Linked DNA regions of Homo sapiens: region 2 is linked to region 1. A link is a loop called in an ENCODE intact Hi-C map of the cell type or tissue named here. Cell type or tissue: endothelial cell of umbilical vein. All regions are shown on one strand.

The links. A loop is a pair of places that touch in the nucleus more often than their neighbours do. Peaks named below come from ENCODE experiments on the same cell type or tissue, not always from the same donor. Only the 100,000 strongest peaks of a DNase experiment are listed, where the experiment ranks them.
Region 2: a loop joins it to region 1, with 7 times the contacts of the local background. A loop is called at or near these places in 1 of 110 quality-filtered maps.

The regions. Positions count from the first base shown.
Region 1 is chr5:121,248,050-121,256,049 of GRCh38, forward strand. No RefSeq gene overlaps it. Among named protein-coding and RNA genes, the nearest start is that of FTMT, 600 kb to the right of the region's middle. In endothelial cell of umbilical vein, no CTCF peak of the experiment used is centred here; a DNase peak (open chromatin) is centred at 4,082; H3K27ac peaks cover 1,813 bases.
Region 2 is chr5:121,179,237-121,187,236 of GRCh38, forward strand. No RefSeq gene overlaps it. Among named protein-coding and RNA genes, the nearest start is that of FTMT, 670 kb to the right of the region's middle. In endothelial cell of umbilical vein, no CTCF peak of the experiment used is centred here; a DNase peak (open chromatin) is centred at 4,025; H3K27ac peaks cover 1,017 bases.

The DNA.
Region 1 (8,000 bases):
ATATATTTATTATACATATATGTCTTTTTATATATAAGTAGATATTATTCAGCCATAAAAATAAGAAAATCCTGCCATTATCCCCAAGATGGATGAACCTGGAGGATATTATGCTAAATTTATTGAGCCAGGCACAAAAAGACAAATATTGTATTAATATTATCTCACTTGTATATGGAATCTAAAAAACTAGAACTTACACAAAAGTAGAGGGTAAAAAGGTGGTTGTCTGGGCTGAAGCTTGGAGGAAATGGGGAGATGTTAGTCAAAGGGTGTAAAAGTTCATTTTTTTTGTTTTGTTCTCTCCGCCACTCTGATCTTTAGACATTTCATTACAAAAATTTTCAAGCATACAGAAAATCTGAGTGCAATCAATAACCATCAGAGTTACAATAACCATCACTATTTTGTTTGTTTCATCAGTGCTTCTCCCCCACCCTCCATCTTTTTTACTTATTTTTTTTCTGTAGTAGTTTACAACAAATAGTTGATCTCATTTTACTTTAATTATTTATTTATTTTTATTATCATGCTTTAAGTTCTGGGGTACATGTGCAGAATGCGCCGGTTTGTTACATAGGTGTGCATGTGCCATGGTGGTTTGCTGCATCCATCAACTCGTCATCTACATTAAGTATTTCTCCTAATGCTATCCCTCCCTTAGCCCACCACCCCCTGACAAGCCCCAGTGTGTGATGATCCCCTCCCTGTGTCTGTGTGTTCTCATTGTTCAACTCCCACTTATGAGTGAGAACACGCGGTGTTTACTTTTCTGTTCTTGTTTTAGTTTGCTGGGAATGATGGTTTCCAGCTTCATCCATGTGCCTGCAAATGATATGAACTCAGTCTTTTTTATGGCTGCATAGTATTCCGTGGTGTATATGTGCCACATTTTCTTTATCCAGCCTATCACTGATGGGCATTTGGGTTAGTTCCAAGTCTTTGCTATTGTGAACAGTGCTGCAATAAACATATGTGTGCATGCATCTTTATAGTAGAATGATGTATAATCCTTTGGGTGTATACCCAGTAATGGGATGGCTGGGTCAAATGGTATTTCTAGTTCTAGATCCTTGAGGAATTGCCACACTGTCTTCCACAATGGTTGAACTAATTTACACTCCCAACAACAGTGTAAAAGCATTTCTGTTTCTCCACATCCTCTCCAGTATCTGTTGTTTCCTCACTTTTTAATGATCACCATTCTAACTGGTGTGAGATGGTATCTCATTGTGGTTTTGATTTGCATTTCTCTAATAACCAGTGATGATGAGCTTTTTTTTTCATGTTTGTTGGCCACATAAATGTCTTCTCTTGAGAAGTGTCTGTTTATATCCTTTGCCCACTTTTTGATGGGGTTGTTTGTTTTTTTTCTTGTAAATTTGTTTAAGTTCTTTGAAGATTCTGGATATTAGACCTTTGTCAGATGGATGGACTGCAAAAATTTTCTCCCATTGTGTAGGTTGCCTGCTTATTCTGAGGATAGTTTCTTTTGCTGTGCAGAAGCTCTTTAGTTTAATTAGGTCCCATTTGTCTATTTTGGCTTTTGTTGCCATTGCTTTTGGTGTTTTAGTCTTGAAGTCTTTGCCCATGCCTGTGTTCTGAATGGTATTGCCTAGGTTTTCTTCTATGGTTTTTATGGTTATAGGTTTTACAATTAAGTCTTTAATCCATCTTGAACTAATTTTTGTATAAGGTGTAAGGAAATGGTCCAATTTCTGTTTTCTTCCTATGGCTAGCCAGTTTTCCCAGCAACATTTATTAAATAGAGAGTCCTTTCCTCATTGCTTGTTTTTGTCAGGTTTGTCAAAGATCATATGGCTGTAGATGTGTGGTGCTATTTATGAGGTCTCTTTTCTGTTCCGTTGGTCTATATATCTGTTTTGCTACCAGTACCATGCTGTTTTGGTTACTGTAGCCTAGTAGTATAGCTTAAAGTCAGGTGGCATGATGCCTCCAGCTTTGTTCTTTTTGCTTCGGATTGTCTTGGCTATATGGGCTCTTTTTTGGTTCCATATGAAATTTAAAGTAGTTTTTTTCCAATTCTGTGAAGAAAGTCAGTGGTAGCTTGATGGGGATAGCATTGGATCTATAAATTACTTTGGGCATTATGGCCATTTTCACAATATTGATTCTTCCTATTCATGAGCATGGAATGTCTTTCCATTTGTTTGAAGTCCTCTCTTATTTCCTTGAGCAGAGGTTTGTAGTTCTCCTTGAAGGGGTCCTTCACATCCCTTGTAAGTTGTATTCCTAGGTATTATATTCTGTTTGTCGCAATTGTGAATGAGAGTTCACTTATGATTTGGCTGTCTGTCTTTTATTGGTGTATAGGACTGCTTGTGATTTTTGCACATTAATTTTGTATCCTGAGAAATCTTAAGCTGATAAGCAAAAGTTCATTTTTACAAGATGAGTAAGTTCTGGAGCTCTAACATGGACCATGGTGACTATAGTTAACACTGTATTATATTCACGAAATTTGTGAAGACAATTGCTCTTAAGTGTTCTCTGCACACACACAAGAATTGTAACTATGTGTGTAATGAATATGTTAATTGGCTTGTTTGTGGTAATCATTCCATTATGTACACATATATCACATCACATTGTATACCATAAATGCATAAAAATGTTGTATGTCAAGAATAGCTCAATAAAGCTGGGCAAAAAATAGGAAAAACAAATCACAACTAGCATTGTATATGCAAATTTGCAGTTCTAGATTCCCAGGTATCTTGAGCTCAGATATTGATTTTTTAGAAATAATTTATTAGAATAATGAGATTTTTTATTACCACCAAATTGATCTAGACTAAAATGAAAGGCATAGAGAAAAGGAAGAATGAATATTAGCAAACATCTATGTCTTTTAGAAGAAAGTCTGGTTATAAAATCTTAAAATCCATTAATCATTTAATAAGTTAAGAACAAATTAATTTTTTAGTAAATTATGAATCAAACATGTTTCTGTATAGTTGTTACCCAATAAAAAGAATGGTATTCAATAATTGCTATGTGTAAAATTCAGATAATTACTTGAGTATTAGTTCTAATTTAAAATATAAGTTCAAATAATTGAAACAAAAATTAGTACATAAATTTTGCATTTGACTTGGAAGATTTCTTGGCTCCAGGTGTATTTTACAACATATGCTCAGTAGATATTTTTCTTCATACATTTTAAAACTAATGACCGCTATGTAATTCTTAATAGGTTTCAAAATATTGCAAATTACATATACACAAAAAAGCTTGCCTAAGCGGAGTTTAAGTTGTTATTTTTTCTTAAACATAGACAATATTGTCCATCTTCTAGCATCTAGTTATTCATTGCAACCCTCAAACAATTTATAAAGTCATTTTGGTAGATAGATAGGGTCCTTATTGCATATGAAAATATTCATTGTTAATCTAGAATAGTCTTAAACACTAATATTAATAGATTACTATTAAATATTATTATTCATACACTATTCTATGTGGTCACGGTGATCCCCAAATTATTGTGAGACCATTTACATAAATAATTAGTATAGAATTTTTCAAAAAGAACATCTTGCAATTTATTGGAGTGAATGTCAAAGCTTCCATGGTAAAAGAACATTCTTGTAACTATAAAATACTGAATTTAAACACTTTCTGACAGATTAGTGGAAAACTGCAGTGAAGATTAAATATTACCTTGGAATAAAATAATCAACTTAGTAATGATTGTTTACTTTTTCTTGAGTGGTTAATATTCATCACTTCCTATATTTCACATTCAACAACTGCTTATTTGGGGAGTATAATAAATTAGTATCATGATTACCCATAATGAAATGCTCTACCTTTTTAATCATTTTATTTTTTTCAATATATTACCTAATAAATCAGAGCTGTTCAAAATGCAGTATCTCTAGGTTTTCTTTATTAGAATCCAAGCTGCCTCCTGTGGGGACTAGGATTTATTCTGGTTCCATACATATTGTTTTTTCCTATACCAAAATGTAAGGGATGAATAATAGAGATTTTAAGGTTGAGAATTTTGCCCCATTAGTCACTTCTTGTTTACTCACTTTCACAGGCAGAGTTACATTAACTTTGTCTTGTTATCTGTCTTGACTCAGTAAGAATACAAAAGAACAAAGGGGCACTTTATCCTAAGAAGAGGAATAATCACGTTGGTGTTTATTACGAAAGATTGCTGTAGTTGTATCATAGAGAAGGGCAAGAAGACTGGGAGACACTTCCCGCGTCCATTAATAATATTAATTTAGAGAGTTCTGGCAAGATATCAACCACATTATATGTCGTAGCTTCTAATAAAAGTTGTATCTTTTATTGCTCATGTTAGAAGTTACTAAACTAGAAAACTCCTAAATTATGTAAACTAATAGAAGCTTAGTTTTACAGTTACTATTTTCAAGTTATATATTTTGAGTGACGGCTTCTGAAGGGACACTTTAGTCCAAATGAATAGCTTTCTTGTAAACAGGATAAACTTGATTGCAGCAGGGGCAAATGATATTCTGGTGTTAATTGGCCCCATCATATCATACCATATAATACATTAGCCACTCTGAATGACTGAGGTGATACTGAGGAACAAAAAAAAAGCACATTACATTTCCACAGAGAATTGTAGCTTCTTTTATTATTTTCATAGATGGTAATATTTTAGTATTTAATGATTACAATTCACGTCTTTCACAACTATCAAATATTCCTTTAGTCATTGCTCTGTGATGACTTACCACTTAGATATTGCCCAGTAATAAAACTACAAATCTACAGTTGAAATCTCACCTGCCTCTTCTTCATCCTGGAGAGATTAAAAAAAGGAATTTCATAGGTTTGAAATATATTTAGATAATTGCAATGTTTGGTGTTTTCCAAAATACATTGTGGTTTTGTAGGGTGCTTAATGTAATAGTCTTCAACAAAATGCTATAATGTGCCACTCATTGTATAGTGTAGAGCAAATCTTCATCATTCATTTGCTGGTTGCATAATTGATATCAATTGGTAATAGTTCAATGCTTACACTGAGCTTACATTGCTTTTTATGATCTTTGATAGGTAGAAACAGGTTTTACACAGGAAAAAATAGTCAAAACGGTCAAGCAATAGCTTTGTTCATATATTACTTATTAACTAGAATAATTTTTCTTCAAAATTAGTGTGTTTGAGGTAATAAAATCATCATGATTGCTGGCTTGTTAAGGTACAATTGATGCTGCATATGTGTTATTTAAAAATATTTTACCTAAACCCAGTTCTTTGAGAAGTAAAAATGGAACTTCATAATTTCTCTGTAAGGGAATGCAGCTTGATGGTAAGGGTTTTGTAGAGCCCTTGGGGGAGAAACAGCTGCAGAACAGAGAAATGTAAGGATTTGCCAAGCAGTGCTGATGCTACTCCTAATAATAACTGCTGAAGTTGAAGAACATAATTTTTTGTGCCATTAATTCTAACAATTATGTATTTTTTTTCTGGCACTGTTCAACCCAGGTTTAAAAGCTTAATTATATTAACAAGGCACAATATAACCAAGAGTTAATAGTACTTATAAATAAAATGGTGGATTCTCTCCTAATTGAGTTATTTTCCTGCTTGAATACCTGTTTTGCTTTCCATTGGTTCCTGAATAAAATATTATGTCCTTCGCTGGGTACTCGATGCACACATCTCCATCTCCCCATACAAACACTCTCTTAGGAACGATTATTTTCCATTTTGCTTACCAGCCTCCAACTGAATGGAGCTACTCACAACTTCATGAAGAACCTGCTGTCTTCTAGCTTGTATGTGGTTTCTCATGTTTTTCTCTTTCTGTAATCTCCACATCTCATATATTTTCATGATATCATAATTGACTTTACAAGATAAAAGGAAATCCCCACTCCTCTGAAAGTTTTTCAAATAATTATTTTTACTCAAGGCTAATATGTTTCCAGACTAATACTTGCAGAGCCACCACTAGGTATAGTTACATTACTAGGCCATTTTGCAACTTATTTTACAAGTGATTAAACAGGCTTAATGTGATTTCATTATTTTTCAACCACGCTGTGGTTTTATACTATGTCAAACTAGTGTGGCTGGAATTGTATTTATCAAAAATTTCTAAACTCTGCTAAGAGTTGAGAATGAGTGTCAAGATAAATTTGTGGTAATAGAAACCATTTTATGTTTCTGTCATATACGGTTAACAAACCAGATAAAATATATGGAACAATTTTTTTCAGATTTTGAACAAGAGACTTTGTGAGACATCGGTCACTGAGAGAAATTAAACATGAGGTGAACTCCATAGTTGCCCCAGCTGACCTTCTGTGGAGAGGTTCAGGATACAGCTCAGAGAGAGGGGACTCAAATAGTGCCTAGTAGTCTTCTTGAGCTGAAGTCATGGAGGTGAAAATCAGGGTGTACGAGGCAGCTGCAATTTGCAGGATGGAGCACCAGACAAAAACACAAATGCACAGAATAGGGAGAGAGAACTGTGAGATATGCGAAAGGTTCCACTTGTGTCTTCAACATAGTGATGATCAGTGTATTTGCATAAGTTAATTCCATGAAGCAGAGAAGAGAACCACTAGAAAGAGTTGGTGGAACAATCCACAAAGCTCATAGAAGGCTAATTATATTTTCTTTTTTTCCATCAGCCAGAGTGAAAAAAAAAAACTTCCTAAATATTTGGGGTAGCACATTCAGAAGGCCATTGTTTCACCAATAGGAGAGAATTAGCTCTATATAAAAAGTTGCTTTAATCTACCTTTGAAATTAAGCCTTAAAAGGATACAACTTTTTTCAAATAAGTTAATTTCATTCTAAACCAAAGCTCAGGAACATTTTGAAGAATTATATACATCGAAATCTCAGTAAGGTAAATACTAGAGAATGTTCCCCTGCAAAATTCATATGTTGAAACCTAACATCCAATGTGATGGTATTTGAAGGTGGGGACTTTGGGACATGAACAGGAATAGTGTTCCTGTAAAAGAGACCACAGAGAGCTCTGTTGCTCTCTTCTACCATGTGAAGACACATCGGAAGCAACATCTATTACTCTGGAGGTGGGCCCTCACTAGACACTAAATCTGCTGGCACCTTTATCTTAAACTTCCCACTCTCAGAACTGTGAGAAAAAAAAATCTGTATAGGTTACACAGTGTATGGCATTTTGTTATGACAGCTCAAACAAACTTAGTAAATTTACAGTATCTATTATCCAAGAAAAATAACCACACATGAAAAGGACTGTAAAATACAACCCATAATGAGGAGAACATTTGATAAACAGAAACTGACCCCAAAAGTAACTCAGATAGTGGAATAATTAGAGGACTAATTGGTAGATGTAGAGTTAGACAAAGTCTCTAAAAAGTCATTATAATTACTATATTACTACATTTTCTAAAAATGTAGAAGAAAGCTTGAGCATATTAAAGAGACATGTAAGATATAAAGTGATCCAACTTGAAATTATAGAGATGAAAATGTATAGACTGTGAAAAAATACACTGGCTAGGTTTAAGAACAGATGACATGCTGAAGAAGAAAAGATTAATGAACTTGAAGACAAAGCAACTGAAAATATCCAGAAATAAACACTGAGAGGGGAAAAACTGAAAAATATAAGCAGAGTATGGCTGTATGTATGAGCACAACTAATTTGATTCTACTCCTTTCAAATGGTGGCACTTAATTCTCCTCCCCTTGAGTGTGGGCTGTATTTTCAATGACTTGCCCCTAATGGTTAGCATGTGGCAGAATTTATGGCGCATGATTTCCAAGATTAGAACATAAAAGGCATTATGATTTCTTCATTGCTCTCATTCATCTGTCACTTTCTCTGAGGGAAACTAGCTACCTTCTCATAGAGACACTAAAATTAGCCCAATGGCAAGGTACTGATGGTGAAGAAATAAGGCCTTCTAATAATACTAAAAGACAGCACTTGCCAGGTATATAAGTGAGCCACCTTGGAAGCAAGTCATTCAACCCTAGTCAAG
Region 2 (8,000 bases), 69 kb before region 1:
ATCAGCAAACTGAGAACAGAATTTTCTAAGAGGACCAGATACATTAACCAAGTTCTCAAGAATTATGAAGAAAAGCAAATGCCACTTTAGAATTTAAAATGAGAAATGTAACTCTCATACAGGCAGGAATACCAACCTTTTCATGACTGTCATATCAGATCATTGAAGTCAGATATAATTAAGTTCTAAGTCTGGTGAAAACTGTGTCTGGAAATGTGGAAGTTTTATCACTCGAAATGTAAACAGCACCTCATTCAAGATAGTAATTATTTTGTCAGTGAACTGGAAATAGTGAATGTCCATTATGTAAAGTTCCCTTTCTTCCAGATCGTAGACACTGCCATTATTTTCAGTAGACACTGCCATTATTTTCTTTAGTTATTCAGACTTTATAATATTCCTTAGGCAATAAAGTATCTCTGTTTTCCTACCCTAAATAATGCATTCTTTTTTTTTTTTTTTTTTTTTTTTGGAGATGGAGTCTCACTTTGTTGCCCAGGCTGGAGTGCAATGGTGTGATCTCAGCTCACTGCAACCTCTGCCTCCCAGGTTCAAGTGATTCTCCTGCCTCAGCCTCCTGAGTAGCTGGGACGACAGGCACATGCCACCATGCCCAGCTAATTTTTGGATTTTTGGTAGAGACGGGGTGTCACCATGTTGCCCATGATGGTCTCTATCTCTTGACCTTGTGATCTGCCTGCCTCGGCCTCCCAAAGTGCTGGGATTACAGGCGTGAGCCACTGTGCCCAGCCAAAAAGTCTTCTTTTAAAGATTTGTTAATGCATACAGGTAGGTTATAAATGTTAATAGAAACTCTCAGCTCAGTAACTTTAATATGACTTGGAATTTATCCCTTAAGATGTTATGTGTGATTTTTAAAGTTTAACAATATTTCAGAGAGCGTTTTACTCTTGATGTTAGTAGTCTGCATGCAGAAACAATGTTGGTCATAGCTGGTAAGTCTACAGTGGGTAAAAACCAGTAAAGACTTTGATTTATTTTGCTGTTTTCTATTTGGAGATGAAGAAAATGTTTTTAACGGGATATACACAGAAAATCAAAATGACTACAAAGTTATCATAAATTTGGCCTACATTTTTATTATTTTATAACACGGTTGTTTCCCTGAAGCTTTTAGAGAAAATAAGAGAATGCTTATGGAAAAGCAATATCAATAAAAATCTATTAAAACATAAACATTATAAATGTTCATATTATTGTACCTAGGACAATTGATTTGTTTTAAAGTGAAGTCTCCAGGATAAATTACCATTAGCTCTAATATTTTCACTTTTGTGTGTTAGATGAAAGAAAATGTCTCTTCTGTGTTTGACTATATATGAATATAAGTGTGTATACATGTTTGACTACACACACACATACAAAATACATACCAAGTATACATACTTTTGGGTCAATTTTTTGCTCCAGTTCATACATTATTTTTAATTTATAAATATCTTCATTGATCACATTGAATAGAATTTCTATTATTTTGATATTTCTCAAATTTGGCCATATGTAGAAGTAATTATCAGAATCTTTAGCTAAAATTATTTACTGTCTACTTGTAATGGTTGGTTTTACCTGCAGATGGAAAAACCAGCTAGCCACCCAGATAAGACCCTAACAAACTCCAAAACACAGACCCTATTGATTCCACACAGTCTTATATTCCTCTATATATTTCTCTCACTATTTAAATATCAATAATTGAAAAAAATTACACTTAAAATGAAACCTGTATTTGACAAGTGTGATATATTAAACCATCAGCACTATAAATATTAGATGAACTAATTTGTCGGAATATCTTCAGTTTTTTATTACAGTTTGACAGCTTAGACTATATGGCTAGTCAGTTTGGATAACAGGAGACTAATGAATATCCTGAATAATTGGTGTGAGAAATAAGAGAGCAAAAAAAGTGGGGTGGCACTGGATGCTTTGTAAGTAGACAAATGCCAAGAAATGAGATAGCAGAAAATTATAATCATTATTATCATAATATTAACAGGTAGCTTTCATCAGTATGTCCTGTATACCATGACTCTAAGCAGTTTCACATATATTTACTTAATTTTCCCAATAACTCTGTGATACAAGTTATGCTGTAGTCCTTATTTATACTTGAGGAATCCAAGGCACAGAGAGGGTCTACAATTTGCCCAAGGTTACCCAGCTACTAGGTGACAGAATATTGATTATGTACCCAGGAAGAATGGGTCGTGAAATGATGTTCTTAACCCTGTGTTATGATACTTTGTATGGTGGTGAAAAAATAAAGGGAAGAGGAAAGAGAATTAAAGTATTTTGGAGGTCTACATAGTGCCAATGCCTGAGCCAGGCATTGTAATGTGTTTAACTATGATACTAATGTCAAGACTTTAAACTCTTTATTTTTTTCTTTTATGCCCAGATGTCTTTGGGGGAAATTCGTAATTTCTACTGTCTTAAATGTCCTCATCTATAAATCAAGGGGTTGTATCACGTTCCTTCCAAGAATCTTCTCTGTTCTAATCCTCTGCTTCTGTGCCTAGGCATGAAATAAAACAATCTTTTTTTCATGTTTTTGCGTATGTCTTACTCTGTCAACTTTTTGAAAGTCTTAACAAATAATAACTTTTGTATTCTGGATTTAGAGAATAACATACCCTATTCATCAGTTTATTGGGTCTAATACTACTTGTTCACCTCAGTTTTGTGTCATTTAAAATAGATCAGGTGGCAAAAGCAATCTGTTATGTAGAAGCAATTATTAGAAGGCATCTTCCACCATTCTGTTTTGAAATTTCTGGTAAACTATATGTTTGGATCTGAGAAGAGTTTATGATTTTTAACTGCAAAATCTGATATAGAGCAAAAATATTAAAGAGAATAATGTTTGTCATGCTACACAGTAAATTCTCAATGGCTTCTAAGTATAAATCTAAATCACAGGATTTAGTAAGAATTATCTAGAGAAAGACAACCTCAATTATCCAGTGGATATTCAATACACAAGCTGTTTCTTACCACAGATTTATTCTGGTACACTAACACAGGATGATTCTAAGAAGGCAATGAAATAACTCCCACCAGAAACAAACACTTCTTTCTATAAACCTTATCTCATACCCAATTTCATTCAAGGTAAACGTTTCTTGAAGTAACAGAAGAAAGTTAACAATTTTTGAATATTTTTGAACATTTATATATACTTATACACACTATATATGTAGTGGTTATATTATGTATAGAAAGATTTACTCGAGAAAGTTGGCAGTTTTTGCACAAATGTCTTCTTTCTAGCTTCCTTTGATATTTTCTGAATAAGTATATAGCCAATTTATTTAAATAAATAATAAGCAACAATTACTGAGTTCAAAGTAAAAACAATTGAGCTCCTCAGTCTGGTTGCAAACAGGTCTCTTCTAGTGTTCGCCAATGCTTTCTGGGGTATCAAAATTTAGTAGGAAAAGAAGCTTGCATAAGAAAAGTTTTAAAATATTCAATGAAGAAGATAAGGTTGTTGAAAACCATGCAAGGGATGTTATAAGGCAGTGACAAATGACAATATTTCAAAATACATTTGAACTGATAGTGAATAATTTGAATGATATAAGTAGGAACCAGCCACTTGATAAATAGATAGTGAGAAGTCACTTTCTGTTACTGTTCATAAAGTTAAGAATCTTCGTAATCACAAAACCAGCAAGCTAGGGAGCCTTTCTGGCTTCTGTACGTCTTATTTGTCAGATCATAACGCTGCAAAACCCTATCGTTTATTTCTCTCTCTGTCCATTCCACAAGCATTTCACAACAATTTCTGCATGCAGAGATACCCTTGAGAAACAGGAACATGCAAACAACCCACCCCAGTATTGCGATGGGTCCTAGGAGATATATGTACAGTGTTCTTGAAGCACAGATGAAGGAGAATGTAAGAAACATAAAAGCATCCTAGAAGTCTTCACAGCAGAGGAAATATTTGAGTTATCTTTTAGGATGAAAATGAGTTTGTCAGACAGGCAAAGGGAAATGGTATTTGTTTTAATCACACATTAGTCACTCCACTCTGCCGGCAAGATGTATATCAGGTATAACAATGATGAAACAAATGAAACCATTAATGATTTGTGTTAATCTCTTCTAACAGGTTATAGAATTTCTCATAACCAAGTTGTGAGGCAAATCCTAACTTCCCATTATGTCATCATACATAATATTTGTTCTTGATAATTCATGAAATTCAGTTGCCCATTCACATTTTTTTCTATAGATATAGCTTCTTTATATTAATTAAAGAGTTGTTCTGAGTTGTAGATTTATAAATTTCAAGCAAGAAATGTCAATTCTAAGTTTTAGACTTACATAGATGAGACAAAATATTCTATCAGTTTCTGAAATGGTTTATTCTCTGGGAGAGTGCTGTGTTACTTTTTGATATCTGTGATTAGTCTTCCTTAAAAATGATTGTGTAGTGAAAAACATGACACATTAGCAGAGTTAATGAACCATGGAGATGTTTTGGATATTTATGTTTTTTATACTTGTGATTTTAGAAAAGAGTTCTGGTTTAGTTACACAGTCTACCTTTAAGAAGGATTTCACATAGACAGTATTTTGTATTATGTATTATTATTAATTTGCTTAAAGTGGATATGTATGTCCTAGCGTATTCTCTTGTGTTCATTGACTAGTAAAATTAATATGTCAAATGTTTAACAGGCTATTTTAGTTTTAAGCATTATATTATTTTAAAGTTATTTTCTTTAATTTTCATTTTATACTTTTTGCATTAATCCCATTTATCTATCACCTCATTAGAGAAGTTTTTCTCAAATTGGACTACGTGCAGTAATCTTCAAATGTTCCCTATTCAAAGACAACACTAAAAAATCATTATGCTGCCTAATACTGCTGTTTTTGCTAAGGTTATTTTCCTGATCTTCAATCGCTTGGTGCATGTGTTATTTTATATTTTATGTAACTTTATTTATACACTCATGTGTTTTAGACATTACAATAATTCAATTATTTATTGAATATTAATTATTACTTTTAACTAATTTTTCTTCTCTGTAACATACTTCAGTCCATTACTCCCAAACCTCTGTCCAAAGCTCATTCCCTACACTTTCGATATTTTATTAACATTTCATAATTATCACTTATCCACTCTATGGTCACCTGGTTTAGGCTATTTTGCAAACAAGTATGTTTGTTATACTTTATTTCAAACTTTATTCTGGCTTTTCCTCTGTTTGCTAATATTATTTCAGTAAGGTTCTGATGCCTATTTGGAAGAAATATAGTCCTTGTTGATTTTAAGGTCATAATTTACATTTTTATTGAAATCCTTACCTGCCTGTCACTGTAATTTTTTTAGGTGTGGGTACTTATTCTATTCCACATGGCTGGCAGGGCAATTTTCTACCAAAGACCAGGGTTCCTCTACACTTTCAGATTGTAAGTTTGAAATAGATGTCTTTAGAAATTGTGTTTAAAGAGTACTTTGTTTCTTATCTACTCTTCTAGTCCTGACGATGTGTTATTCATTTATTATTTAGAGCTGGCCTCTCTTAACTATTTTTCCAGTTTTATCTTGGCATTACTATTCTGTGAGCAGGCATTCTTAAATTCTTGTTTCAAGAGGGTTCCATCAACTGAACTCTTATTTTTTTAATTTTGCTTTTTGCTTTACATATGTCCTTTTTTAAAACAAAATTTGAAATAATTGATATATATTTTATGTTACCAGAAAATTTGTGATGTATTTTAGAAATAAGGCGTGAACAGGAGCAAAGAGCATAGGCTCATGTGACCTGGTTCAGATTCAAACCTTTGGATTATCTCATATTGTTAACCATATATCTAAGGTAAACACCATAATTTAAATCACCCATTATTAGCCATCAATAAAGAGGACACAAGAATTAGATATGCTTATATAGTAATTTTATTTATAAAAATCAGGCCAGAGTTTTAAGCCATTGCAAAGAAATAAATGAGCCAATGGTACAGTTATTACCTGGGTTATGCAGTTTCAGTTCTCATCAACTATTAGATTGTTGTGAAGCTGGTGGTGGTGTTGCTTTCATCAATTTTCATTCTACCTTCCAATAGTTTTATAGTTTTATCTGAGGGTTTCTTGGTATCCTTTTACCAATTCATTCTAGCCCCTTTCTTTTCCTCTTCAGTGTGTATGTGACCATCCACTGATATTCTACTGTACTAAATTATCTTTTCCAAGAGCCCTATTTCTTATCAGTTAGAAAAAAATGCTGCCAATGCAGAGTGGCCAAGCTGGGAGTTATTTAGGGCAATGTGGCAGTTACTGTGTTTGAGTGATAGAGAATGCAATTCTGAAAGGGAATGGGAACAATAACCAGGTTAATTAAGGGGAGCTTTAATAAACAAAGAGTATAAAGAGAGAAATGATTATCTAGGCTACTTTTTGGGAATAGTAGCCTATTATATTCTCAAATATTTGTGAGAACATTGAATTTCATAGCATGTAAAAGTATATCTTCTCATCAGAAACATTCCTTTGCACGTCCCTTCTAAGAAGCATTGTATTTTTTCCCTTCATCAAAATGCCCATTTTTCTTAGTTTTTTAGCTGATCTATGATATAAGGTATAGCATATATTATATAATAAACATTTTTTCTTTGTTTCTGTTTTTTCTTTCTCCTTCTCTTTCTTTTTCTCTTTTCTCTGTTTCTTTCTATTCTCTCTTCTCTTTCTCTCTTTTCTTTCTCTTTCTCTCTCCTTCCTTCCTTCCTTTCTTCCTTTATTTTCTTTCTTTCCTCTCTTTCTTTCTCTTTTATTCTCTTTCTTTCTTTTACTTTCACCTCTACAGAGTACCAGAAACTTATGAGGCATGACTGGTTCAATTTTTGAAATGACACCATCCCTACATTCAGGAGTTTATTTTAAAGAATAACACAAACATGTGAACAGTTTGTCACAATACAGCTCTGATCATATTTTATAGGATGTTTTGCAATCTCTTTCCTTATGGCTTCTTATGTCATCTGTTCATTTTCTATATATTAATACTTGACTTAACTGGATAATGGCGGGGGGGATATATGGATGGATATTTAATGTTGCCTAGAGGGCTTATGACTAGAAGAAACCATTACTGTAGTGGTTGGAACCTGCTCAAGAGGATGGAGTCTCTTCTAAGTCTATAGAGGCAAGTGCTTGTGCCCAAGATCCTCTTTTAGTGTTTCTGCTAAGAAATAAAAATGAAATCAGAGCGTACACAAGTGGAGATGAAAAATAGATGAAGCACAGTACAATCAGAATGTTTTCTGAAGTTCTACCAAATTAACCTTTGGAGTAAAATCAAATAGATAGATAAAAATGACAGTCTATACAGTCATTTTTATATCAAACAATGTTTAGGTGTGTTGCACATTTTCCCATCTGTAATAGTTAATTACAATTCCTTAGGATTTCCCTTCTCTCATAAGCATTGAATTTGATTAATCAGAAAACTTGACCCACTTTAATTGCTGGTCTAAATATGGCCAGCTTTTTATTTCCTCTATATGTTTAGTTTATTTTTATTTATGTCGTAAGTAAAAGTGAATCCATCAGACAACAACTTAACCTTCATCCAAACATGCTATTGCCCATCTCTTTGACTTGTTTTGTTTGACTTAATGTAATTTTATCTTTCAGAAGCCTGTTTTCATCATCCACATGCTTTCCTCTTGATATTACGTGCATCTAAATCTTTCCCAAGAAAGCATACTTTTTATTTTAGTTATATTTATTTTATTAAAAGCCCTCATGCTTCATAGAGTCTTGCAGTTAAATTTTTTCAGTAAATAGTATTTTGTAAATATTCATATATATTACTGCATGTTAGCATAGTGTATTCATTTTACCACTTTATGATATTCCATTGTGTAAATATCCCACAGCTCATTTGCATTTTCCTCATCTTGAACATTTGGATCATTTCCAGTGTTTTTGTTTTCTACTGTGAACAATATTCCTTGAT